Regions from separate parts of the Homo sapiens genome. Here all the other regions are linked to region 3. A link is a contact called in ENCODE Hi-C or POLR2A ChIA-PET data. All regions are on one chromosome and are shown on one strand. The core of a region is the stretch at or near the end of the contact, and the rest is flanking DNA. Distances in the headings are between cores, read along the strand shown.

Evidence for each region. A loop is a pair of places that touch in the nucleus more often than their neighbours do. ChIA-PET counts read pairs that join two places held with the same protein, here RNA polymerase II (POLR2A). Pooled maps may share reads with other maps.
Region 1: a loop to region 3 is called in a pooled map, with 23 times the contacts of the local background. The contact joins the promoter of RPL13A here to the promoter of FIZ1 in region 3. A Hi-C loop is called at or near these places in 1 of 37 single-sample maps with no recorded cell type and 4 of 50 pooled maps. POLR2A ChIA-PET finds 5 or more read pairs at or near these places in 1 of 52 experiments (activated B cell).
Region 2: a pooled map shows a loop between it and region 3 (8-fold over the local background). The contact joins the promoter of AP2A1 here to the promoter of FIZ1 in region 3. A Hi-C loop is called at or near these places in 2 of 50 pooled maps. POLR2A ChIA-PET finds 5 or more read pairs at or near these places in 2 of 52 experiments (AG04450 and WTC11).

The regions. Positions count from the first base shown.
Region 1 is chr19:49,486,319-49,489,018 of GRCh38, reverse strand. It overlaps RPL13A (ribosomal protein L13a), which reads right to left and starts at 1,411. Exons shown (of 8, transcript NM_012423.4): 1 at 1,375-1,411. The coding sequence starts at 1,389. RefSeq lists enhancers at 831-1,435, 1,344-1,463, 1,524-2,023.
Region 2 is chr19:49,765,657-49,768,356 of GRCh38, reverse strand. AP2A1 (adaptor related protein complex 2 subunit alpha 1) reads right to left here and starts at 1,356. Exons shown (of 23, transcript NM_130787.3): 1 at 1,157-1,356. The coding sequence starts at 1,223. RefSeq lists enhancers at 892-1,660, 1,714-2,691 and a silencer at 1,222-1,801.
Region 3 is chr19:55,598,083-55,600,782 of GRCh38, reverse strand. It overlaps FIZ1 (FLT3 interacting zinc finger 1), which reads left to right and starts at 1,266. Exons shown (of 3, transcript NM_032836.3): 1 at 1,266-1,309. It overlaps ZNF524 (zinc finger protein 524), which reads right to left and starts at 495. Exons shown (of 2, transcript NM_153219.4): 1 at 375-495. RefSeq lists silencers at 1-539, 1,250-1,669 and enhancers at 147-1,020, 1,021-1,895.

The DNA of each region.
Region 1 (2,700 bases), core at 162-2,661, 6.1 Mb after region 3:
GAGTAGAAATCCTGGCCGGGCACAGGGGCTCACGCCTGTAATCCCAGCACTTTGAGAGGCCTAGGTGGGCAGATCAGTTGAGGTCAGGAGTTCGAGACCATCCTGGCCAATATGGTGAAACCCTGTCTCTACTAAAAACACAAAAATTAGCCAAGCGTCGTGGCAGGCACCTGCAGTCCCAGGTACTCGGGAAGCTGAGGCAGGAGAATCACTTGAACTTGGGAAGCAGAGGTTGCAATGAGCCAAGATCGCACCATTGCACTCCAGCCTGGGTGTCACAGCGAGACTCCGTCTCAGAAAAAACACTAAAAGTAGAAATCCTCATTGTTTTAATGCAAAAGCATGAAGCACACACTGGTTGTTACACATGCTTTGTAAGCGTTGGTACAAAGACTCTAAAATCCAGACAGACTTCCTGAAGTCGTGACCTTGGCCCAAAATCACCAATTCCAATTTAATTTCCTCCTCTGTAAAACAAGGATACCAGTAACTGCCTCAGGAATATGGTTAACTGAACTACGCAAAACATTGCGAACTGTGCTAGGCACAAAGACACATGCTTGGTGAACACAACTTGCCTAGATCGGCCTGGCTCTGAAATGTCACCCGCCCCAACAACAGACTACTCACAAAGAAACCTTTCCAGGGCCAATCCCTCCTTTATACTTAAGTAGCTACACCAGGAGCCAGGGAAAGGGCCCCCAGGTGTCAGGCCCAAAAGATGTCCCATCCTTGTGGAACCATTCATCACAGCTCTCGACTTCCAGTAACACGCCTCAGGACAATCGCCAATCCCCAAAACGACGGAAAACGAGTTCATTCCAGAGTGCCCCGCAGCCAACAGCTCTCGACCCCCCGCAGAAAGGCATTGAGAATTAAAAGAACCGGAGCTGCAGGGGACCCCGATTAACACCTCCACGTGAAATCAAAGTAGCCCGCGCACTGAGCGGGATAAAAATACCTTCCATTTTGGCCAAAACTCAGTTTCTCATTGCCCCGAGACCGCCCGGCCACACTTCCGCGTGTTCCTCATCGCTGAGGACACACAAGGGTCCAATTCGGCCAAGACTCTACCCCAGGGCCCCCACCCACTACCCGAGTTCAAGGTAAGCAAAATCTAGTTGCAAAATACCTGTCCTGTGCTGGAAGCTCTATCACCCTCGCCTCGAGAAGGAAATGCCACATTGTAGCCAACCCTAGGCCTAAAGAGAGCCGCGGCATTTCCTACAGATTCCCCTTATCCCAAAAGACTTCCATTTTGCTTCATTATGGATGTTAAGCTCCGCAAAACATGCAAGACAGAGAGGGTGCGACCCCATTCCGGCCTGGATCCCACCCGGCCCCTTGCCGCCCCGGCCCGCGCGGAGCCCATACCTGCACCTCCGCCATCTTCGGCAGCCGCTTGGAAAAGGAGGAGGTTTTGTCGCAGGGTTTCTTATCCCTTGAAACAGGGGCGGCAGAAGTGACGCAACGCGGTTGCGCGGACGGCTTCCTGTGTTTTCATTGGTCGAAGCGTTCTGCGCGTGCGCAGAGATTCCCCAGGGAAGGCGGGCCCTCTTCCGAATGTCCAATCCGGACATTCTTCCGGTTGGACCTCCGCGGTCAGCGCTGTGCCCGGCGAGAGATCACGTGGGGCGCGGAGGCGGTGCTGCTGGGGCACGGCCGTCCAGCCTCGGCGGCCATATTTTTGAGGGGCTGTTCATCTCGTTCACACGCTCTGTCCGCCATGTTTGTGAGTGGAAGCGCCATTACCCCTTCAAGCGACTGAAGGCTGCAGGGCCTCTGGTGGCCCGCATGGGGAGACCAGACCCGCCAGGCCCGCCTTTCCGCACTCAGTCCGGGCTTACTTTATTTTGTGAGACAGGGTCTCGCTGTGTTGTCCACACCAGAGTGCTGTGGGGCGATCATGGCTCACCGCAGCCTCCACTTCCTGGGCTCAAGGGATCCTCCTGCCTCAGCCTCTCGAGTAACTTGGACTACAGGGGCGCGCCACCATGCCTGGCTAATATATATATATATATATATTTTGTTGTGGCCCGGGAACGGGGGGAGTCTGACATGTTGGCCAGGCTGATCTCGAACTCCTGGGCTCAAGCGATCCTCCCGTTTCGGCCTCCCAAAGTGCTGGGATTACCGGCGTGAGCCCCGGAGCCTTGCCCATTCTAGGCTTAGAGATTTGGATTCCTGTGTCTGGTCGACTTCACTGTGACCTGGAGAAACCCTTGGCCTTATCTGGGCCTCAGTTTATCCATCTGTAAAACAGATGGAGGTGGTCTTCCCCAGGGGCTCTAAGAGTGGATCAAGGAATGGCTTCTAGTTGCCTGGCTGCACCAATCCACTGAGCGTTCCTCAGAGGAACTTCTCACTTTCTGGACTGTCGGCCTTTGCTTCAGCTGGGTCCCTTGCCCAGGATGCCCTCCCCACCCCCTCCAAATCTGGCTTGTCACCATCGCAATGCCATTTGGCTCTGGAAAGCCTCTCTGCTCTCCCTGCCTGGGTGAGTTGCCCCTCACACTGCCTCTGTTTTATCTCCATAGTAGCCTATGGCATCCTGCACCCAGGCTCGCTGAATCCCTTGTCTTCTCGTCCATAGCCAAGGAGACCTGGGGCACCTGGGCTGGTTCTGACTCAAATCCAGGCTCTGACATTGCCCAGCGCCGGCCCGGGGCTCCAGGGGACCTCAGAAAACACGTATTGAAT
Region 2 (2,700 bases), core at 107-2,606, 5.8 Mb after region 3:
CAAACCCAAGTCTGGCTGACCCCAGAGCCCATGCGGATGCAGCCTCTGAAGACTCCTGGCAGCTCCAATCACCCACAGCCATTCCCAGGAGTTGAGAGCTGACTTGCCGCCAGGATTCCCATCGTCACGACAACTCTTCCTGGCAGGGACCACCGTCCCCATATTACTGTGGTCAAATAGAAAAGGGCTCAGATCCCTGCCTGTCCTGCTGCCTGACCCCTGACCTCTCTCTGGGATTAGACTTCCCCTATTCCCAGCTTTCCAGATATCTACCCCTCAAGCACTTCAGAACCCAACGCCTTCCTTGAGGTCTGGGCGCTCCTTCTTCTACCCTTTCCCCAATCCCCTACTCTAATGTCCTCTTCTTTCCTGGCCCCCCGTTCCCTGTCACAGGTTCTCCCAAGACCTTACACCGACAGCTCTTTTCCTCTGTGTTCCTTGGGTCCCTCCTTTCCCCTCAGCTGCCCCTCTAGCCCCCTCCACACTGCCTTCCATGTCTTCTAGGCAATCTCCCACCCTGAAGCCCCTCTATCCTTCACCAGGGTGTCCTTATAGTCTCCCCGTCCCATCATCTCCCTGCCCCAAACTCATGGACTTTCAACCACTCTCAGGCCTCCTCTATACCACTGGCCAGGAGCCTCGGTGACCTATCTAACCCCTTTCCCCTGTATGACACCCCCTATCCCAGGTCCTCAAGCCCTGCTTCATTAGGCTTCCGGCATTCCACTTCCTCCAGGTCCCCTCTGGCCTCTTCCCATTCCATCGCTCCACAGGGCACCCCCGCCATACACTTCTTTCACTTCTTCTCTACATTGGGAATCCCTCTAACCCCATCGTTTGTAAGATCCCCCAGCTTTTCAGTCTTTCCCAGGGGACACCTCTATGCTCCCATCCCCGGGACCTCACTGGCTTCCTCCCCTTTCAAGCCCTCCCGGACCCCTCTAGCTACTCCGTGTCGTCACCTCAAGAGGCACTCTATGACACCCCAAGCCCCTACGTGCCCCCCACTCTAAAGTTCTTCCTGGGGCCCATCTATGCTGTCCCTATACGGCCGCAGAGGCTTTTGATCCCCCGGGTCCCTCTGTGATCCCCAAACCCCTCAATTTCACGCTCCCCCCTCCCCCGCGTCTCCAGTGTCCCCCGGCCGCGCGCTCACAGTTCCGGATGTCGGAGATGAACACCGCGAGCCCCCGCATCCCATCGCCCTTGGACACGGCCGGCATGATGGCGGTGGTGTCGGCTCCAGGCCTGGCCGGACAGGGCACAGAGCAGCGGGGGCTGGCAAGCGGGGACCGGGCGGAAAGGACCCCAGGCAGCGCCAAGGAGCCGAGCCGGCCGCGGGGAGGGCTGGCTGGCGGGCGGGCGGGCGGGCTGGCAGGCCGTGGCACCGCCCCCTGCCCCTCCCCTCCGCCCGCGGTCCGGAGCTCTGAGCCGCCCACTGGCTTGAGCTCCTGCCGCTCACAGGCGGGTTTCTCCCCCACTTCCTCTCTCATTGGCCGCCAAGCAAAGGCACGACGCTACGATTGGCCCAGTGTTCCGCTATTTCCGTTTGGGAGCTGGGGAGGGGGGGGAGGAGGCGTTGCCCGAGAGACGGGCGGGGTTCGATTGCGTATCATGGGCCCGCCCCCTCCGCGCGGCCAGGTCAAACACTGATTGGATCTAGCGGCTCTCCAAGGAGGAAGGGAGGGACGTGAAGGAAGGCGGGGAACGGTCCTAGGAGGCGGGACTTAGGTTGACTGGGACCAATGAACGGGTAGACCTGCCCCGCAGGCGTCGCGGATTGGCGAGATCTGTCCTACTTCAGCCCTCCATTGGGCGGCTGTGGGGCGGGCGGAAGGCGAAGATCAGTAGAGAAGGAAAGAGGGGAGGGTGTCACTCCGCTCGGCTGGGATAGGTGGAGCGACGCCTGCAATTCCCTGCTGCAGAGAAGGGGTTGGGCGAGGCAAGAGAGCGTGCGGTGTTTACTGCGCAAGCGTCTCCGTGTTCCCTTTCTCCCTCCACTGTCACCCCCGACTGCTGAAATCCTCTTCTAGGAAGCCTTCCTCCCCTCCCCCCTTCTCTGCAGCCAACGTGTCGGGACTTGAGTTGTCAGGAGACCTAGAATCTCAGAGTGAAAAACAGTAATTCAAGGCTAGTCCCATTAAGCAGAAGTTAAAACTTAGGTCGAGAGGGCGAATGACTTGCCCAGGGCCACACAGCTTGGAAGTGAAAAAGCAGAAATAAACGTAAACCGTATCTTGGCTTACTTTTCAATATATGTTGCCTTTTTTTTTTTGTCCAACCGCAGTGTCTCTCGGGCAGCCTCCATTGTAGCAGATATCAAACCAAAATTGATTGTCTCCTCCAGACTGGGAACTCCTTCTGGGCAAGAATGGGACCTGGCCTTGAACAGTTTCAACAACATTTGTTAAAAGAAGAAATAGGTGAATCTGCTTTGGCCCAGCCCCAGCCTCCATCCCCAACCCCCAGCTCCCCAGAGACTCTTTGGTAAACTGGCTTTGGGGAAGGCAAAACGGCCAGAACTCCCAACGCCCCAGGAGATTGAGAAATTTGGGACAAAGGGAACTGGAAGAGTCCATTTCTGTCACCTGTAGGAACAAAACTCCACCCCATCAGCCTTTTCTAATCTCAGAAGCCAAGAATTCCTGGAATGAGCCTTGGGGGTGTGTTCTGGACCTTTGGAATGGCCATTCTGAATCC
Region 3 (2,700 bases), core at 17-2,516:
ACCTTTCCATACGGTTCGCTCCCACGGGGTAGCCTAGTCTAGGAGTCTGGTCTTTGGAACGGTGGAAAGGGGGAGACTGGTCCCCCGACCCTCCCCGTCCCCTCGCCCCGGTACTGACGCGCCCATCGGCCCCCGAGCTGCGAAGCCCAAGCGCGGGGCGGGCCCTGCGGGGGCGACGGCCAATGAGCGGCGCCGGGTAAGCGGGCGGCGGGGGCTGCCAGGAAGGGGGTCTGCGCGCGCGCGCCCGGACGGCTTCGCGGGGCGCGAGCGCGGGAGCAGGAACAGGTGTTGGAGGCGCGCTCCGGGAGCGCGCGGCCCGGCCTCCCCTACCCCCACACCCCCCCTCCCGCCTGCGCCCCCCGCCTCTCGGGTACCTCATTTGCATGTCGCCGGGGCTCGCGAGTGTGCGCGCGCGCGGGGGCAACGGGGCCGGCGCGTGGGAAGGGGAGGGGGTGAGGGGGCCCTGCCCCTCGGCGGCGGCGAGGCGGGGGCGGCGGCGCGCGGTGCCGGCCCCGCCCCTCGGAGAAGCGCCGGGCCCCTCCCTTCCTGCCCTTCCCGCCCGCCTGCGCGCCCGCGGGAAACAAAGGGGACTCGCTGGGTCCTAACGACCGGTCGCGGCCACGCCCGGAAGCCGCGCCTGCGCACCGGCGGCCCTGGTGTGTCCCCAGTGGGAAATAACCCAGCACCACATCCCCAACCACCTCGAAACGCCTTTCCTCTCACAAAGCCCACAGTCGGGTGACCCAAAGACAGATACCGAATGATGAGGAGCGGGAAAATGGCTGCCCAGTGCCCGTAATTAACATGGCACCGGACAGGCTTCGAAGCCCATGGAGTGCTAAGTGGATAAGATGGTGCCGGTCTTTTCCAGCTCTGTATTGCAGTTGGCGCACTTCGCTTTCTTTTTTTTTCCCTAGTCCAACTGTACATCCTAATCGGAGGAGTCCGAGGCTGTGAAAAAGAAATAGTATCTGCTCTCATTTACGTTAGCATCGCCTAGTGTCGCCACGGAGAAGCCCCCTCGCTCTCAGCTCCTTGCCCTTAGTCTGTATGGCGCCGTGGGTGTCCCTAAGCCCCGCCCCTTCCCGCTGCCCTCACCCAAGATGGCGCGGGCCTGGCTTCTTCAACCTCCAGGGCTGGGAAAGGAAAGGGAAAGAGGGAGAAGGGCGGGGATGAGGAAGGGGAGCCAAGAGGGCGGGAGAAAGGGGGAGTACGGCGGGGGAAGGGAGCTGAGGCGGAAGTCGAGGGGCCCCCCGGGTGGAAGTGACGCTGCCCCCGCTGCCCAAAATGTCGGCGCCCAGAGGGAGGTGTAAGTAATTAAAGAGGAAAGCCGACGGACTTCCCCGGCCTCCCGGGGCCGCCCCGGGTCTCCAGGACCAACGCTCCGTACGAGCGAGGTGGACTCGCCTGGCCCCGGGGCCTGCCCGACCTGCCCCCCAACCGGGCGCCCAGGGCTGCACCTTTTAGGGGCAGGGGGAGGGGCACAAAAGGCCGGCTCTCGGGGCCTGGGGCCTGGAGCAGACTGGGCAAGTGGGGGGGCCCGCTCCTCAGGCTGCGGGGTGGAGGAGGAGGCGGGGCCTAGTGGCTGCTGGGGCGGAGCAAGGGCTGGGAGGAGCCTGAGTTGGGCGGAGCTTAGAGTGGAAGTGGGAGGGGCGTGGAGGAGGGAGAGTCTGGATAGAAAATGGGAGGGTCTTAGGCAAAGAGGTGGGGTTTGATAAAGGGGCGTGGCTCAGAAGGAATGGTGGGTAGGCCCTGGATTGAGGGGTGGAAGGAAACTCATTGAGGCTGGTTGGGTAAAGGGAGCCCAGGAAGCAGGAGGGAGGAGTTTAGAGTAGAAGGGATGGAGTTTGTCTGGGGTGTGGCTTAGAGAAGTAGGTAGGCCTAGTGAGGGGGGTGGAGTTTAAGGGTGTAATTTGGAGGGGTTTAATGCAACTATCAGGTCTTTATAATGAATGTGGAAAGGACTTGCAGGGGATGGGAATAGACTTCGTAGAGAAGGCCTGAGAAGGTGACGGGAGTCCAGTGGAGAGTCTTAGAAAGGATGTGGCTTCTTTAAAGGAAAAATTGGGTGGAGTTTTGGAAGTGGGTCTTAGTGGACCCGAGAGGGGCTTAGATAAGTCAAATAACTTAGCAATCATGGTAGGACTTAAGGAGGAATCCAGGAGGAACTTACGGGATAATAGTCATCCAAACAGCTTACTTGTTGCGTCTTTGCTGTGCACCAGCTTAAGTGGGCACGTAGCATTTATTGCCACAATTTTACTTAATTCTCGCCACCACTCCATGAGGTAGGTACTACTATTCCCATTTTACAGATGAAGAATTTTTATTATCTGATGTTACAGGAGTAATTCTGGTCTCCCTGCAAGGATGACTCCAGTGTGCTTAGCCCCAAATCTTTGCCCTCCCATTCGCTAAGTGGTCATCCTGGAAGAGGAGTGGGAGGAGCTTAGAGGGGAGTGGGAGGGCCTTTTGGAAGGAAAAGGGCTTGGCAAAGAATACAAGATCCTTAGGGAACATTGTGGGGGACTTTGAAGGGAGTAGGTGGGACTTAAGGAAGAGTGGGAGAGGCTTAAATTACAGTGGGAGGGGCACAGAGAGCAGTGGCCGCGCATTGGCGAAGAGCGAGGAGAGGCTTAAAAACACTCCGTGGAGTGAGGAGACTATGAAGTGATTAGGAAGATTTTGCCACAGGCGTGG